2 separate regions of the Homo sapiens genome follow, and region 1 is linked to region 2. Evidence: chromatin loops called from intact Hi-C (ENCODE). Cell type or tissue: PC-9. All regions are shown on one strand. Region 1 has its middle 130 kb from the start of LINC02466. Region 2 has its middle 250 kb from the start of C4orf33.

Region 1 (8,000 bases), 300 kb after region 2:
CTAATGGTGATTAAGGTGTCAGGCTGTAATTGCATTTGCCTCCAAGTAAATCATCAAGTCCCAGTAAATAATTACAGCAAGCAGTCTTTCTCAGCATGGAAGAGTTAACGAGGTGTAATTAAAATTTTTCAGGAACTATTACTGGATTATTTTTTATTGTGGTAAAGAGCACATAGCATGAAAACTACCTTGTTAAGCAAATTTTAATGTATGGTACAGTATTGTTAACTGTATGCACATTATTGTAGAGCCAATCTCTGTAACTTTTTCATCTTCCAGGACTGAAACTGAACACCCATTGAAGAGTAACTCCTCATTTCCCCTTCCACAGTCCCTGGCAACTACCATTCTCCTTTATGCTTCTAAGACTTTGAATTCTTTAAATACTTCGTATAAGTGGAATCATGTAGTACTTGTCTGTGGAATCATGTAGTACTTGTCCTTCTGTGACTAATTTCATTTAGCATAATGTCCTCAAGGTTCATTTGTTTTCTAGAATATGACAATATTCTTCTTTTTGAACAGCCTTCCTTTTAAAGGATTAATAATATTTCACTGTATGTATATACATATTCCTTATCCATCAATGAACATTTAGCTGGTTTGTGTCTCTTGGCTAATATGAACAATGCTGCAATGAATAAGGGAGTGTATATGTCTCTTTGAGATACTGTTTTCAATTCTTTTGAATAAATACCCAGAAATTGAATGGCTGAATTACATGGTGGTTTTATTTTTAATTTTTTGAGGAACCTCCATTCTGTTTTCCATAACGGCTGTCTCATTTTATACTGCTACTAACAGTGCACAAAGCTTCCAATTTCTCCACATCTTTGCCAACATTTGTCATTTCTGGTTTTTACATTTTTGATAATGGCCATCCTAACAGGTGTGAGGTAATGTCTCATTGTGTTTGTGATGGGCATTTCCCTGTTAATTAGTGATGTTGAGCACCTTTTCTTATACCAGTTGGCCATTTGTAAGTCTAAGTAAATATCTATTCAAGTTTTGGCCCATTTTAAATCAGGTTATTTGTTATTTTTAACTATTGAATCGTAGTATTTCTGTATATATTTTGGATATTGATCCCTTATCACCTTAATGGTTTGCAAGTATTTTCTCCCATTTCATAGGATGCATTTTTACTTTGTTGATCGTTTCATTTGCTATGCAAATGTTTTTAAGTTTGATGTAGTTTCACTTGTCTAATTTTGCTTTTATTGCTTGTGTTTTTGGTGTCATATCCAATAAATCATTGTCCAGAACCAATGTTACGAAGCTTTTCCTCTATGTTTTCTTCTAGAAGTTTTATATTTTTAGGTCTTATATTTAAATATTTACTACATTTTAAGTTGATTTTGGGGCATGGTGTAAGATAAAGGTTTAATTATTCTTTTGCATGTGGGTATCTAGTTTCTCTTACACTTTTTGTGTTTCTTTCCCCCATTGTAGAGTCTTGGCACTCTTGTCAAAGATCATTTGACTGTATAAGTAGACCGGATTATTGGTAGTTTCTCTCTTGTGTCCCATGGTCTGTATGTCTATCTTTATGCCAGTACCATACTGTTTTGATTACCCTAGCTTAGAATATGTTTTGAAATAAGGAAATATGAGATGTCCAGACGTATTCTTTCTTCTTGAGATTGTCTTGGATATTCAGGTTCCTTTGTGGTTTCATAAGAATTCTAGTATTTTTTTCTATTTCTACAAAAATAAAATGTCATTGAGATTTTGATGGGGATTGCATTGAATCTATAGATTGCTTTAGGTAGTATGATATTTTAACAATATTAATTCTTTCAATCCATAAACACAGCATGCATTTCTTTGTATTTGTGTCTTCTTTAATTTCTTTCAGCAGTGCTTTGTAGTTTTCTTTTTTTTTTGAGACGGAGTCTGGCTCTGTCGCCCAGGCTGGAGGGCAGTGGCACAATCTCGGCTCACAGCAAGCTCCGCCTCCTGGGTTCACGCCATTCTCCTGCCTCAGCCTCCCAAGTAGCTGGGACTAGAGGCGCCTGCCACCATGCCCGGCTAATTTTTGTATTTTTAGTAGAGATGGGGTTTCACCGTGTTAGCCAGGGTGGTCTTGATCTCCTGACCTTGTGATACTCCTGCCTCGGCCTCCCAAAGTGCTGGGATTACAGGCGTGAGCCACTGTGCCCAGCCAGTGCTTTGTAGTTTTTACTGAACTAATCTTTTGTCTCCTTAGTTAAATCCTAAGTATTTTATTCATTTTGATGCTATCATAAATGGGATTGTTTTCTTAATTTCCTTTATAATTCTTTTTATTGCTAGTATATAGAAATTTTTTTGTATATTGATTTAGTGTCATGCAACTTTGCTGCATTTATTTATTAATTCTAATAGGTTTTTCTGTAAAAGTGTTTAATGTTTTCTGTGTTTACAATCATGTCATTTGCAAACAAAAATAATTTAATTTTCCTTTATGATGCCTTTCATTTATTTTCTTTTTTCTGTTTTCTCTCTTTTATTTATTTTTTATTTTTTTGGCTTAATTGCTTCAGCTAGGACTTACAGTAGTATGTTGAATAGAAACAACAAGAATGGGCATTCTTATCTTGTTACTGCTCTTAGAAGAAGAGCTTTCAGTTCTTCAATGTTGAATATGATGGTAGCTGTTTTCAAACATGGTCTATAATATGTTGAAGTAATTTTCTTCCATTCCTCCTGTATTAGTCTGTTCTCACACTGCTAATAAATGCATACCCAAGACTGGGTACTTTATAAATGAAAGAGGCTTAATTGACTCAGTTTCACATTGCTGAGGAGGCCTCACAGTCATGGCAGAAGGCAAACGAGGAGCAAAATAATGTCTTAAATGGAAACAGACAAGAGAGCTTGTGTAGGGGAACTTCCGGTTATAAAACCATCAGGTCTCCTGAGATGTATTTACTACTAAGGAACAGTATGGGGGAACTGCCCCCAAGATTCAGTTATCTCCACGTGACCCCACCCTTGACACATGGGGATTATTACAATTCAAGGTGAGATTTGGGTGGGGACACAGCCAAACCATATCACCTACTTTAAGTGTTCATTGTTTTTAAAAAGGTGTTAAATTTGGCAATTTTTTCTGCATCTATTAAGATGATCATGTATTTTTTATTATTTGTTTTGTTAAGGCAGTGTATCACATTGATTGATTTTCATATGTTGAAAAACTTTTGCATCTCATGGGTAAATCCCACTTGGTGATGGTATATGATCATTTTATTGTGCCCCTGAATTCCGTTCATTAGTATTTTTCATACTTTCTTCTTTATGCTTCACTCAGAGAAGCTTCATGCATCACTGTTACAGAATTACAGCATTCTCTATTTATCTTTATATCTATCTTTACCAGCATACTTTACACTTTTGTTTACTTGTGGGTTGCTGTCTGGTGTCCTTCCATTACAACTTGAAGGACCCCTTTTAGCATTCTTGTAAGGTAGGCCTGGTGTTTATGAAATACTTCAGTTTTTGTTTATCTGGGAAATACTTTATTTCTTCTTAATTTTTGAAAAACAGTTTTACTTGATATATTATTCTTGGATGGCAATATTTTTTTTTCTTAAGTAGTTTGAATATATCATCCTATTTGCTTCTGGACTGCCAGGTTTCTGCTGAGAATATGCTAAGAGTTTTACGAAAGCTTCTTTGTAAATAATGAATTGCATTTTTTGCCAGTTTCAAAATTCTTTCTTTGATTTTTACAATTTGATTATGACATGTCTTGGTATGGGTTTTCTTGGTTTCATTCTGGTCTTCTTATACCTTAGATGTCCATTTCCTGCCTCAGATTTGGGGACTTTTTAGCCATTGTTTCTTTAAACAAAAGCTTTCTTCATCTTTCTTCCTGATCTTTTGGTATTCAAATAATGTGTATATTGATGCATTTGATAGTGTCCCATAAATTCCTTACATTTTCTTCGCTCTTTATTATTATTTTTTTCTCTTTGTTCCTGACTGGATAATTCCAAATGACTTGCCTTTGATTTTATTGGTTATTCTACCTGTGTGTTCAAGTCTGCTGTTGAAGCCCTGTAGTGAATTTTTAAATTCAATTATTGTATACTTCAGTTCCAAACTACTGCTTCATTGCTTTTTTTAAAAAATTATCTCTTTGTAGATATTGTCATTTTGTTCATGTATCTTGTTCCTGAGCTCATTGAGCATGCTTATGATGGTTATTACGAATTTGTTATAAGATAAAGTTATATAATTCCATTTCTTTTGGGTCATTTCTGGGAAATTTATTTTGTTCCTGTGATTAAATCATGTGTCCTTGTTTCCTTTGATTAGGCCATGGTTCCCTGTTATTTTGCACTTAGATCCACACATTTGAGAAAACAACCACCTCTTCTAGTATTTAAGGACTGGTTTTGTAAATTAAAAGACCTTCGTCAGTCAGCCCAGCTGGAGATTCTGCGACCCCTTAAACCTTTTCTGTTGATATGTCTTCTCTAGATTTGTATGAGCAAATTCTATATTAGAAGGATTTGCTGATATCTTTTTGCAGGTACTTCTAATTTATTGCACCCTCTGGTGTCTGCCTGCAGTACTGCAGATTCTTCGGAGTTTCCTCAAGCTGCCCAGTTCTCTTTTTGTTCTCAGTGATCCCTAGGCTTCTAGCATCTGCTAAGTTCCGTCAGTGCTCTAAGTTGGGTGAGACAGAAACCAGTTCCTGGAGCAATCTCTCCAAAAGCTAGAACACTGGATGCACACTCAACTCTTTTTTCCCGGTGGGGAAAGACTTCTGAACTTATTTTTCCTATTCCATGAGACCCCTGAAGTAGCAGCAAGTCACTCAACTCTCTTGCTTTCAGTGGCCGCCAGTAACCTAGTGTATGCTGGGTCTTGTCATTGGTCTGATTTAGGTGAGACAGAAACTAGACCCTCAAACAGTCTTCCGACTAGCCAGAACATTGGATGCATATGTTAACTCCCTTCCCAGGAAGAAGCTGGGAGTTTGGGGCTTTCTTCACTCATTCCATGCTGAGCTGTGGAGGAAAGATTATGGCAAATGAATATCTACTACTTTAAACTGTCACCTTTGTTCTCAGCTGCTTCCAAGCTGGCATCCTTTCCTGTCAGAGCTTAGATTCACCAAGACAGAAACCAGTCCCTTGGGCAGTATCCTGAAAAGTCTGAATATTGGACATATGGTTTAGTCTTTTCCTACGCAGAGAGAAGCCAGAAGCTGAGGAGATGGGAGAGAGACTTTAGTAAGTAAGTACCATCAATATTTTTTACCCACTTCAATGCAGCTGGTTTTTTTTCCCAAGGTTCTGCCCAATACAGCGTTTGCCCAAGGTTTAAGAACTTATTAATTGGTGTCTGTATTCCTCACAAAGGGAATTAGTCCTTGTATTGTTGTTGAGTTAGTGTCTCCAGTGGGGGAAGAGAGTAGGGCTTCCCATTCCACCATCTTGCCGATGTCACATTCTCATTATTAGATTATTTTAAATAATAAATTTATTCATTGTCAATGTGTCAAACATTGTTACTTCCACTTTCTTTTGGCTACGCTTTTGCTTAATGCTTTTAAGGGAAGCACACTATTCTTTATAAAAGTATTCATTATAGAATACATTGTAAATCCAAACAGAAAATAATTGTGTTCATTTATGCAGTTTTATACTCCCTTTCATAAGAACCCTGGAATAGCTACCTAATGTTTAAACATAAAAATATATATCTTCCTTTTATTTAACTTTCTTTATTTATCTCTATAAATATCTCTATAAATGTATCTCTCTAAATACATAAAGAGTGGAAATTTGGATCCTATTGGATTAGTAGATTTTTCAATATTAACAAACCATGGATATATCTTGAAAAATGTTTTCAAGGGCTACACAAAACACTGTAAGTTTAATTTCCTTAACCTTCTTTCAATTGCAAAACAAAACAAAACTATTTTGACATAAAATAGATTTTGATCATCACTGGACATTATTACCATTGCTTTATTCAACCAATATTCATTTGGATTTACCTACATAATTATCTTTTCTGTTACTTTTCATACACTTCCATTTCTGAGCTTTTACTAGGATCTTTTATTGGCAGAAGGTAGATGATCCCAGTAGGATCGCAGTAATTTTATTTTAATGTCCATGTCTAATAACTCGATTTCTTAGATTTGTCATGGGCCTGTTTCTATAATAGGTTTATCCTCTTGGTTTATATTAAATGTTGTATTTTTATAGCTGTTTTTTTAAGAAATTAAATGCTAGACACTGTATATTAAAAACTATAAAGGGGATTGGATGCTTTGAATGGTATTATACCTCTCCTAAGTGGACTTGGTTTAGTTTCTAATAGGCAGGTAGAGTATGACAATAACTATTCAGATCACTTTACTTCAATTATGAATTCAAATAACTTGTCTGGGCTTCAATCTTCATGACAATTGCTGTATTTCTCATTTACTTTTACTCCTAGAGTGTAGCCATTTTGAGTCACAACTAAATGCTTGGGGTCCTTTTCAGAGCCTGTCTATACTGCTGAACTCGAAATTCCAAATTTTGCCTAACCCCTTGAGTCTCCTGAAAGTTCCGCTCTGCTATATGTTTTGGGATTTCAAATGCCTTGAGACAAAAAATAATATCAAATTCTGGAGTCATTAGTCTGGACCTTTTCCCCTTGGTCTTGGTCCTAAAAATCTTTATTGACAAAATAACTCTTTAATGTTTTTATAAAGATTAAAAAAATTACTTTCCCTAGATTTGATAGGTGCTCTTAGCAGGAAGTTTAGTCTAAAACAAACTATTCTAACATTGTCACTAACAGAAATTTTAATGGTCTCAGAGTAAAGATGTGTGGCATCTTTACTGTTGTCTGTGGAAAACAGTCTCTGCTTCTTATTTATTGTACTATGCCAATAAAAAAAAGCAATCGTTTACTGTAAGAAGTTTGATAAAAAGCCATAGTCCTTGTAGATAATGCTAGAGGGTGAGAATAATATACCCCAGTTTTGAAAATAAATTTATTCTCAGATCTAAATTTTGAAATTTGTAACTTAGGCGTGAGAATAGAATTAAGCAAGTCTAGTCTCAACAGACTGACCAATTTATGTCATAAAAATGTTACCAGTTCAGCCTGGGAGTAAATGCCACTCTTGCATTTTGAAGGTATGGTTATTTGTTAATAGAGACTAACTGAAAAGGTAGTCTGTGAATCAAGAGATATAGTTGCCCAAGTCTTTCCAAGGTATTAGAAACACTTAACTCACTGTATTATAGTCTTTCTGGTCAATACAAATATTTCTATTGCAGTTGAACCCTTACTGATATTTCCTGTTGGTAATCTGAGTCCTCACAATGCCATTCTCCACCAATAAATTCTTTCCCCTTTTCCTCCTCCTCTTCCTCTCTCATTCTGCCAACTCCAGCAGTTGAAGAGTTCCTATTTTTGCTGCAGTCTTATCAGGAGTATTCTCTGAGCTGATCTCATTTATCTGCTAGCCTCCATAAGTTAGTTGTAGGCTTTTCTCTGCTCAGGGCATCTCCTACTTATTGCTAGTTTTTTTCTGGAATTTATTTAATTTGTATTATTTTCTATCATTTCAATAAATGTTGGTGGAAGGAAGGAAGTATAGTTACCAGTCTTCCATTTTGAATTCAAATCCTATTATAATTTAATTTGTAGGCATACAGCTTTTTTCCATATAATTAAATTAATGTTTATCATTCCATAGTGCTTAGAAGAGAATTTAATTGAATTGTGAATGAATTTTGCTTTGTAACTTATTGTTTTGTAACTTTGTAATTTATTGTTAGGTAAAATACTATACTTATGAATAAATAAACCTTTTACCGATTTATTCTACTAGCCAACATTTCTGAAGTAAAAGTATTTTTTTTTTTTTACCTTGGGAATAGATTATGGTTTTGTTTCAGGAATAAAGGAAGAACAAGCAATCTAAAACCCAAGAATTAGATTATACTCATAAAAGATTATTTTATGAGGTTTATTGATCAAAAATTTTGTTA
Region 2 (8,000 bases):
AACTTAAGGTGTATTAAAAACAATACAACTTCTCTGAATAGGTAAATCTTACTTAAACAGATTATGTTCTAAAAATTCATTTTATGAAAAGTATTTGGAATTTAAAACCATGTCCTCATTAAGAGTGTTATAATTTGATGGTGGGCTTGTCATGAAAGTCTTTGGAATCCAGTGTACCTGAAATATGAATAAAATACATTGCCTGGATCCATAACCCTCATAATTACTTCTGAGCCCCATAGACCCCTGGGAAGTGGAAGTGGTTGTTACTAGGGTTGATTTGGGGACATGGCGAGGCTAGTAGGTGGGCAGGTTTATTAGTTTCCTAGGGCTGCCATACCAAATAGCACAAACTGTGAGGGCTTAACACAACAGAAATGTATTTTCTCATGGTTCTGGAAACTAGATGTTCAAAATCAAAGTGTCAGCAGGGCCATGTGGGCTCCCTCTGAGGTTCTGGGTAGAATCCTACCTTGCCTCTTCCTGCCTTCTGGTGGTGGCCATCAATCCTTGGCATTCCTTGGCTGGCAGCTTCATCACTCACCTTCTACCTCTGTCATCACTTGACCTTTTCCCCCATGTGCTGCATCTTAGAAGGATGTTAGCCATACTGGGTTAAGGACCTCTCTTACTACAGTATCATCTAATCTTAACAAATTATATCTGCAATGACCCTATTTCCAAATATGGTGACATTCTCAAATACTGAGGGTTAGGACTTCGACATATCTTTTTGGGAAACACAATTCAACCCATAACAGTGAGCAACTGGGAAGCTGCAGAAGGGCAGAAATCTATAGAGTTCTGGGTTCTCCAATGGCTGCTGTGTTACTGGCAAGAGCTTAGAGACCCCCCGTTGTTTGGATGTGGGGATAAGGATTACTCATAAGTCAACTAATTCATGAATGCTTCTATTTTACAGGTCACAGTTACTTTGAGTGGAAATAAACAAATAAGAAAATTCTATATTTAAAGAAAATTGCCTTCACAATCAACAACATTTTTATTTGAACCATGTCCTAAAAGCTTTCATTCCTCCTCTGAGATTCTAACAATATCTCCATCAGTGTGAACTACAATATTAGGAAAAGAAGAGGATAACTTCAGGGGAGAATTAGGCAGAAAGCAAGGTGTGTTATGTAACACCTGGGAGGCTAAAGAAAGAGGCTATTGACTGTGAGCCAAATTCAACTCTCAGCACATTGCTCCTAGGCAATGGACAGGAGTGTATGAGTGGCTGAGAGCAGGGCTGAGCTTCGAAGCAAATTACTTTTTCTACAAATGCTCTTTTATTTCTAAGCTCACTTCAGTGCAGATGTGTCTCCTTCATAAGTGAATCTTAAGGATCAATTTATAATCTTGGATCCACACTGTGGATATTGTGCTAGTCTTTGTCAACAGTAAATTTTAAGACAAGAAAGTTCAGAGAAATAGGGGATTAATATTAAGGCGGCTTTTATTCTTCATTAGTTTCTTACAGAAATATTATTTCATGTAAAAGGAATCTTGGTGTCCTAGTTTATCTTTTTCTCATCGTTTAACAGGTATAATATTAAATAGAATTAAAATCAGGAGTAGTATCACATGCTTATATCACCTTGTTATATTTTAGCAAGCTTTTGAAAAAGTCGAGCATGCACAGAGAAAAACTTAAAAGAGTAATAAAGGTATGTGCTGAACAGTCAATCTCCTTCTCACCCAAACATCACATATTCTTGTTTTATCCTTGTAAGAAATATGAAAAGTTATTCCTTTTAATGTTGCTTTCATTTTGAAGTTGTCACTCCTGCTTCCTAGCTGGTAGGACTGGTGTGGCAAATTGCTTTTCCAGAAGAAGAAAATGGTTTACTGATCTTTTTGGTCATCAAGATCAGGAGTTTAAAAGATGGTGGTCAGGGTGAGGAGTGGAATCCATGCAACCAGGAGAAAACCACGAACTGTGACTTTCTCACCTGGGTCATCTGCATGTTGTACCCAGAAGTCGGGAGAAACGACATTCAGGAAGATATGCACACATTAAAATTGGAATGGGAGAATTCTCCAGAATATGAAATTTCTCTTCTCATTGGAAGAAAAGGAAGAATGGGCCTGAAAACTGTCCTTGTTTGGATGGAAACTTAAACAGCCTGTGTTGCAAATAGTCCTCATTAAAATGCCCCCTGTGTGCTTTAGTTCTCCTGAAAAAACTACCAACACCAAGGTAGGGTCAAACCGGCTCAATAAATTTTAAATGATATTAATTATTCCCATGCAACTCCATAACTCAGTTTCTGGCTTAAAACCGTGAAACTTGCTAAGGTCTTTTTTGCTCCTGCAGCGTGGACCCTAGTGAAAAGGCATTATAAAAGGTTATTGCAGTCAGGTCTGTGAAAGACCTGTCGATTGAGAGGGAAGAAAATGCAAGTAGACATTATAAAAGATTACTTTCTGTGCTGCTAATGATCACTTTTGGTTTCAGTTTTCCTGAATGTTCAGGAAAGAAAGAGCTCACAGGAAAGGAATTTATTGCAAAAGAATAATTGCCCAATACATTACATGGCACGGTAGGGTTATAATGAGCATGAGGAAGGGCAATATCTAACCAACCCTTGGAGTTACAGTAATAGTTTGATTCAACTTCCTTATACAGACTGCTGAGCAACCAGAGAGCCAGAGAGGTTTTTTCTTTTCTTTTTTTTTCTCCCCGAAGAATTGGACTGCAACTGTTTTGAAACTTTCTTGGGGGAAATGCAATTATTGACAAGATTTAATAAAGCCAAGACAACTGAATGTGATGAGATGAACCCCTATTCTTTTGTTCTTTCTATGCAATGTAAGAAAATAGCAAGAAAACGATTACATTATAACTAAATGAATTAAACAAAGCTCCGAAACATAAATTAGAATTTAACTATGCCATTAAAAACTAATTTAATTTGCAAGGCATCATTACTAGGTAATAAAGACCCATTGCAAAATGTACAGCAATATCTTGTGAACATGTAAAAAAAAAGTGATAAATCTCATTGAGCAGATGAGTTTCTGTTGCATTAGCAGATACAAATGCTGAATAGATGTTTCAGTATATAATGAAAGCTAGCAAGTAATGGAACGATTGGTTTCGTTAATTTTTTTTTTTTTGCCGTAAATGGTTTTGTAGTTAAGGAAAGGCCTCAGGGAGAGTTGGAGAAGCACAAATTTGGTGCATGGACTTGGTGCCATAAAATCTGCTCTCAAACCAAGACAAAGAGAAGACATTTAAATATTTCGTTTGACAACATATGAAATATATTGTAGCCTACTTCATTCAAGTGCAAACAATATCTTGTTTCAGCTAATTGAAAATCTGATGGAAAATACAGTCTTTTCCCTAAAGTGTATCTTATTCAATTGTGTTGGAAATAACAAGGTATATATAACAAATTCAAGAGATGTGAATAAAGAATTTCTTCAGTTCTGGGGTTACCAGTTTAAAACTTACTAAAAAAAAAAAGCATTAAGTTTTTTATCCGATCAGAATAAGATGAAATAAAGTTTCAGAAAATTCATTTCATCGGAAATGAGTTTTAAATGTATACTTTCTAATAAAACAGCTAACGATAAGCATTTCCGCTTCTGTCTGTACTATTTTGCCTGAGCCTGCAGGTAGAATCCAGTATCATTTTACTGACAGCCATCATCGAGTACTGCCAGGAGATGGCAGTAAAACTCCGCTTTTCTAATCCAGCCTACGCTAGCGTCTAAAATTATTGTAACTTTTTTTTTAATGGGATCACAGCATTAATATAAGGTGGAGATGAAAACTTATGTATTCCCCCGGTTGTGTTATTTCCTCTGAGGTTGTGCATTGACTTTGTGTTGCGATTGGACTTTGGCTCATCCACGTAATTATGCTCCCAAATAGAGTTTCACAAAAGGTCACGTGCTACATTATTGTAGGAATGATTTTATTAAATTGCTTAGTGAGTTGATGCAGTTAGACGTGTTCATTTATGTTTTACATTCCGTCATGAAATCTTAATGTTAAAAAAGTTAACACTTTGTTTAAATGTCATCTCATCAATGCAGCATTCCGCAAATTACCCCTCTGAGCTAACACCCGTCTTCCATGCCGCATTTACCCATTTACAAACCTAGAGACTAGAGCTTCCTGCTTCACCTTGAGATTTTCTGTTTATTTATCTGCTGTCTCATTCATTTGTAAGCTTCTCAAAGGCAGGTGTTACATTTTGGGTCTGAATCGCTGGTAGTTCTCCACCCAAATGTCACTTTGTAGTACTCAAAAGAATGTGTTGAACTAACTCAAGTCTCATCTGAAGGCTCAGAGGAAGTGTGTTTTTAATATATTGCTCTATTTTATAGAGCAGCGAAGTGGTGTATTTAAGGACAAGTCAGGGAATCTTGGCTTACAAAATGAAGCCAAAAACTCCTAACTTTAATTTTGCTGAGCACACAAACAAGAAACTTTACTGACTGTGGTAATTAATAGAAAATGATATATTGAGTTGCATTGCCCAGCTCTGAAATGGGGCCACTTTCTAACATATAACTTTCTTACAGTTCATTACCAAGAATGAAAAATTTTAAATCTAATGAAATGGCAGGGGAGACAGAATGTCAATACTAAGGTGAAATGAACCTTTAAATGCAGAATTATCAATAAATGTATTATTGATTTTGGGAGAGTAGTCATAGATACAGTCATTTATTTGTGAAGCCACTTACTTTTTGTAAATGATTTATTGCAGATGAAGTGAGGAAAGACTATATTTTATTTCAAAATTATGGATGCAAAGAGATGAAATAATTATCCAAATGATCTTTACGCAGACTACATTTCCTTTATTTATATTACTTTTAATGTCGTAGCATTCTTTAATATATTATGCCCTAAATGACTCCTAAAAGTTCCTAAGTTAAAAGGCTTCGTCTCTAAACTATTATTAATAAGGAAACATTTACTGAGCCCCCGGGACTTTCAGATGGAGAACATTTCTCCCACCACTCAAGTTTACTTGTCTTTACAACTAGATTTACTGGCTGCACACAGTAAAGAGGAATGTCTGTGCTCTGCCTCCCCCATTCCTCATTGCAGTAGACTCTTGCTACTACTAGTTCTAGGATCTTCTTGTCTTCCGAAGAGATGGATTCTTCCTGGCACAAGATTTTCCTGTCAGCACTGGGAAGACAGTGTGGAGTGCAGGGCCCTGGGTGCCATGCGCCCTGCTGGCGGCTCTGATCGCTTATTACTTATGGGGTGCTCTCATTCACACACTCCTAGGTTTAGGCTTGGCAGGTCTTGTTGTGCCATAATTCATTTAAATGTAATTCATAAGAGGAAAGGAGAAGGCAGCTGAATGTGAAGCACAGACACAGCCCTTCTGCATTTGAAAGTGTTGTGCAATTTATTCTCAGTGATGTGGATTCACACAGGCCCAGTGAACAGTTAAAGCTTTGTAAAACCCTCTATTAAAGAGAGGAAAGCTGAGGTACCAAAGGAGTTTTATATATCAGTGATTTCCTTGTGGTCGAGATAACAAATGAGGATGATAATTACCTACTTATCTATGTTTGTTTTCTAAGGACCAAATAAAACAAAAGAAAATAAAAAATGCTTTTGAATATGTGTAACAATTATAGTTGTCATTATTATCGACGGTGAGTACAGGCTTTGGGAGTGGGTAGGCAAATTCCATATCATAAGTCTCATAATTTGAAGAACAGTGATTCTGGTCAGTTGCAACTCACGTCATTATGACACCAATTGGGCAATATTCTGTGACTCCTCTGCCTTTTACAGAGAAACAAACTAGACCACACCTCAGTAAAAACCAAATCGATAGGACCATTTTCACAGATCCACTTCTACTACTGCTGTTCTTCTGTGTTTAGAAGATAGTGGGTGGCTTGCGGGCAGGGGTCAGGTAGACTATGTTGGAGACAACTTTCTCTTGTTTTGGTATTCTCAGTGGCAAAGGTCATTGTCCACAGGGAGTTGTTGTTAATCCAGAGGCACCTGCTTATTTTTTTTTCACCACATTAATTTACATGAAAGAAGCCAACTTGGCATTCATTCGTTCCTAATAGGGGAACTCTGCCTTCAGGCAGTGGCATTTAGCAGCAGGTTCTGCTATTTCTTCATCCTGGTGGTACATGGGTATTGCTCCTCACAGAGTTAAACTGTAGTAGAGAAACATGAAAAGAAAGCTCAATGATGCTGTCTTGTATGGAACATAATACACTGTTATAACAAACAGAGCTTGATAAAATACCAGCAGCAGGGAGCACAGTTATTTATTGCTTCAAGAGAAAATCAAGCAAAATAGCTACAAATTGCCTAAAGTACATTCCTCCCATCTTTCTTGAGTTTCAGTCTCTTTGGCTATAAAACAGAAAAGGCCTTTGTTATTTCCCAAGCCAAGATTAGCCTCCCTTAGTGTGCAGTGCCTGCTTTGGCTTCGTGTGAAGGAATGAGCTTAAATCTGACCCAGAGAGCAATTACCTTAGAATGATTACAAAACACGTGCAAAAAGCTGAGTGTGCACCTGCTGGTAGACATACATCTGAGGCTATGGCTTGAGAACAAGCTCATTAGAGTGGCATCTCGCATTCTTGTTTCTACAGTGCCTTGAGGCATCAGCCAAGATGCTGAGGTTGCCTTCTCTTATTTCATAGAAAATATGGAAAAGTTAGATGAGTCGAGTGTCAAATTAAGAGAAAAAAAAACCTTTAGGAGAAGTGCCAGAGGAAAACCTCCCTGTTCTAAAACACTGCTCACTATTTCTGATCCACACTGCATTACTATGTCATGTACAAGACAGTGAAAGTCTTACATACAGACATACCCCCGGAAGCGAGCTATGAACCCCACAGGTCTTCTAAAAATACTCAGTGCCTCATCAACATGGCAGGCTTCAAAGAGCTCCTGTTCCTAAGGGGAAGGTTGCCTCTTTTAGGCTGCAGGTGTGGCCATGACGTTGTGAGAGTGTGTGGAAATGCCATGTTCCATGACCGCAGCACATGACCATGGCTTGTCATTGAAACAACATGTCTTTGGTAGTACATTCTGCAATCTTTACTCTGTTCTTCTCAGAAAACTATAAGGTCAGTTAGAATATAATTATCGAAAGTAGAGAATAAAGGGGAACCTAGTTAATGATAAGGACTGGTAATATATGGGGACTAGTAAAATAATTGAACATAAAGTCTATATGCCTAATAGGCTTCTGGCATAACATCAGTGAGCAGAGCATGCTGCTAATATTACACATTTGCAGTTAATCTTCAAATAAATGTTAAAAAGTTAAGTCCAGTTTAGAGATCAGCTGCTATACAATATATTGGGTTAGAACCATGACCTAGACAAGCATCTGGGCAAATCATTGAGGTGCAAATATTTAGCCTGGTGTGGTGGCACATGCCTGTAATCCCAGCTACTCAGGAGGCTGAGGCAGGAGAATCGCTTGAACCCAGAAGATGGAGGTTGCAGTGAGCGGAGATCACACCATTGCACTCCAGCCTGGGCAACAAAAGTGAAACTCCATCTCAAAAAAAAAAAGTATATCAAAGTATTGGTTTGTTTAGCTTAAATGGAAACAGTATAAAATATTTTACAGAAACCAATAACTAAGATGCGGTAATAATCTTTATCAAAACATTGAGGATGACTGCTTAAAATAACACAGTTCGTAAATAGCAGAGGAGTTAAAGCAAATGCAGAAATTGGGTATTACTCAGCTAAAGCCACTTTTGGTTCTTCTGAACAACATTGTTTCACAAGAATTAACTGGTTGGATATCTCATCAATCTAGATAAATATTATAGTTTGATATCGGGAATACAGTATCTTTTATAGTGTTTATGTCCTTCAATTCTAGATGATTGATGTGTGTTTGCTTAGTAGAGTCCATTCTGTTATTATGTAAATCACCCACAAATTATTATTTCATCAATTCCATGATGATTGATTGAACGTATGCTTGGGATTGCTGGTGTTACAAAAATGTTTAGGACTTGGTCCT

What was found. A loop is a pair of places that touch in the nucleus more often than their neighbours do. Peaks named below come from ENCODE experiments on the same cell type or tissue, not always from the same donor. Only the 100,000 strongest peaks of a DNase experiment are listed, where the experiment ranks them.
Region 1: it touches region 2 in a loop (21-fold over the local background); 16 of 110 quality-filtered maps call a loop at or near these places.

The regions. Positions count from the first base shown.
Region 1 is chr4:129,636,824-129,644,823 of GRCh38, forward strand. No RefSeq gene overlaps it. Among named protein-coding and RNA genes, the nearest start is that of LINC02466, 130 kb to the right of the region's middle. In PC-9, a CTCF peak has its summit at 4,541 (motif pointing left); no DNase peak of the experiment used is centred here.
Region 2 is chr4:129,340,493-129,348,492 of GRCh38, forward strand. No RefSeq gene overlaps it. Among named protein-coding and RNA genes, the nearest start is that of C4orf33, 250 kb to the left of the region's middle. In PC-9, a CTCF peak has its summit at 3,678 (motif pointing right); a DNase peak (open chromatin) is centred at 2,539; H3K4me3 peaks cover 1,375 bases; H3K27ac peaks cover 1,320 bases.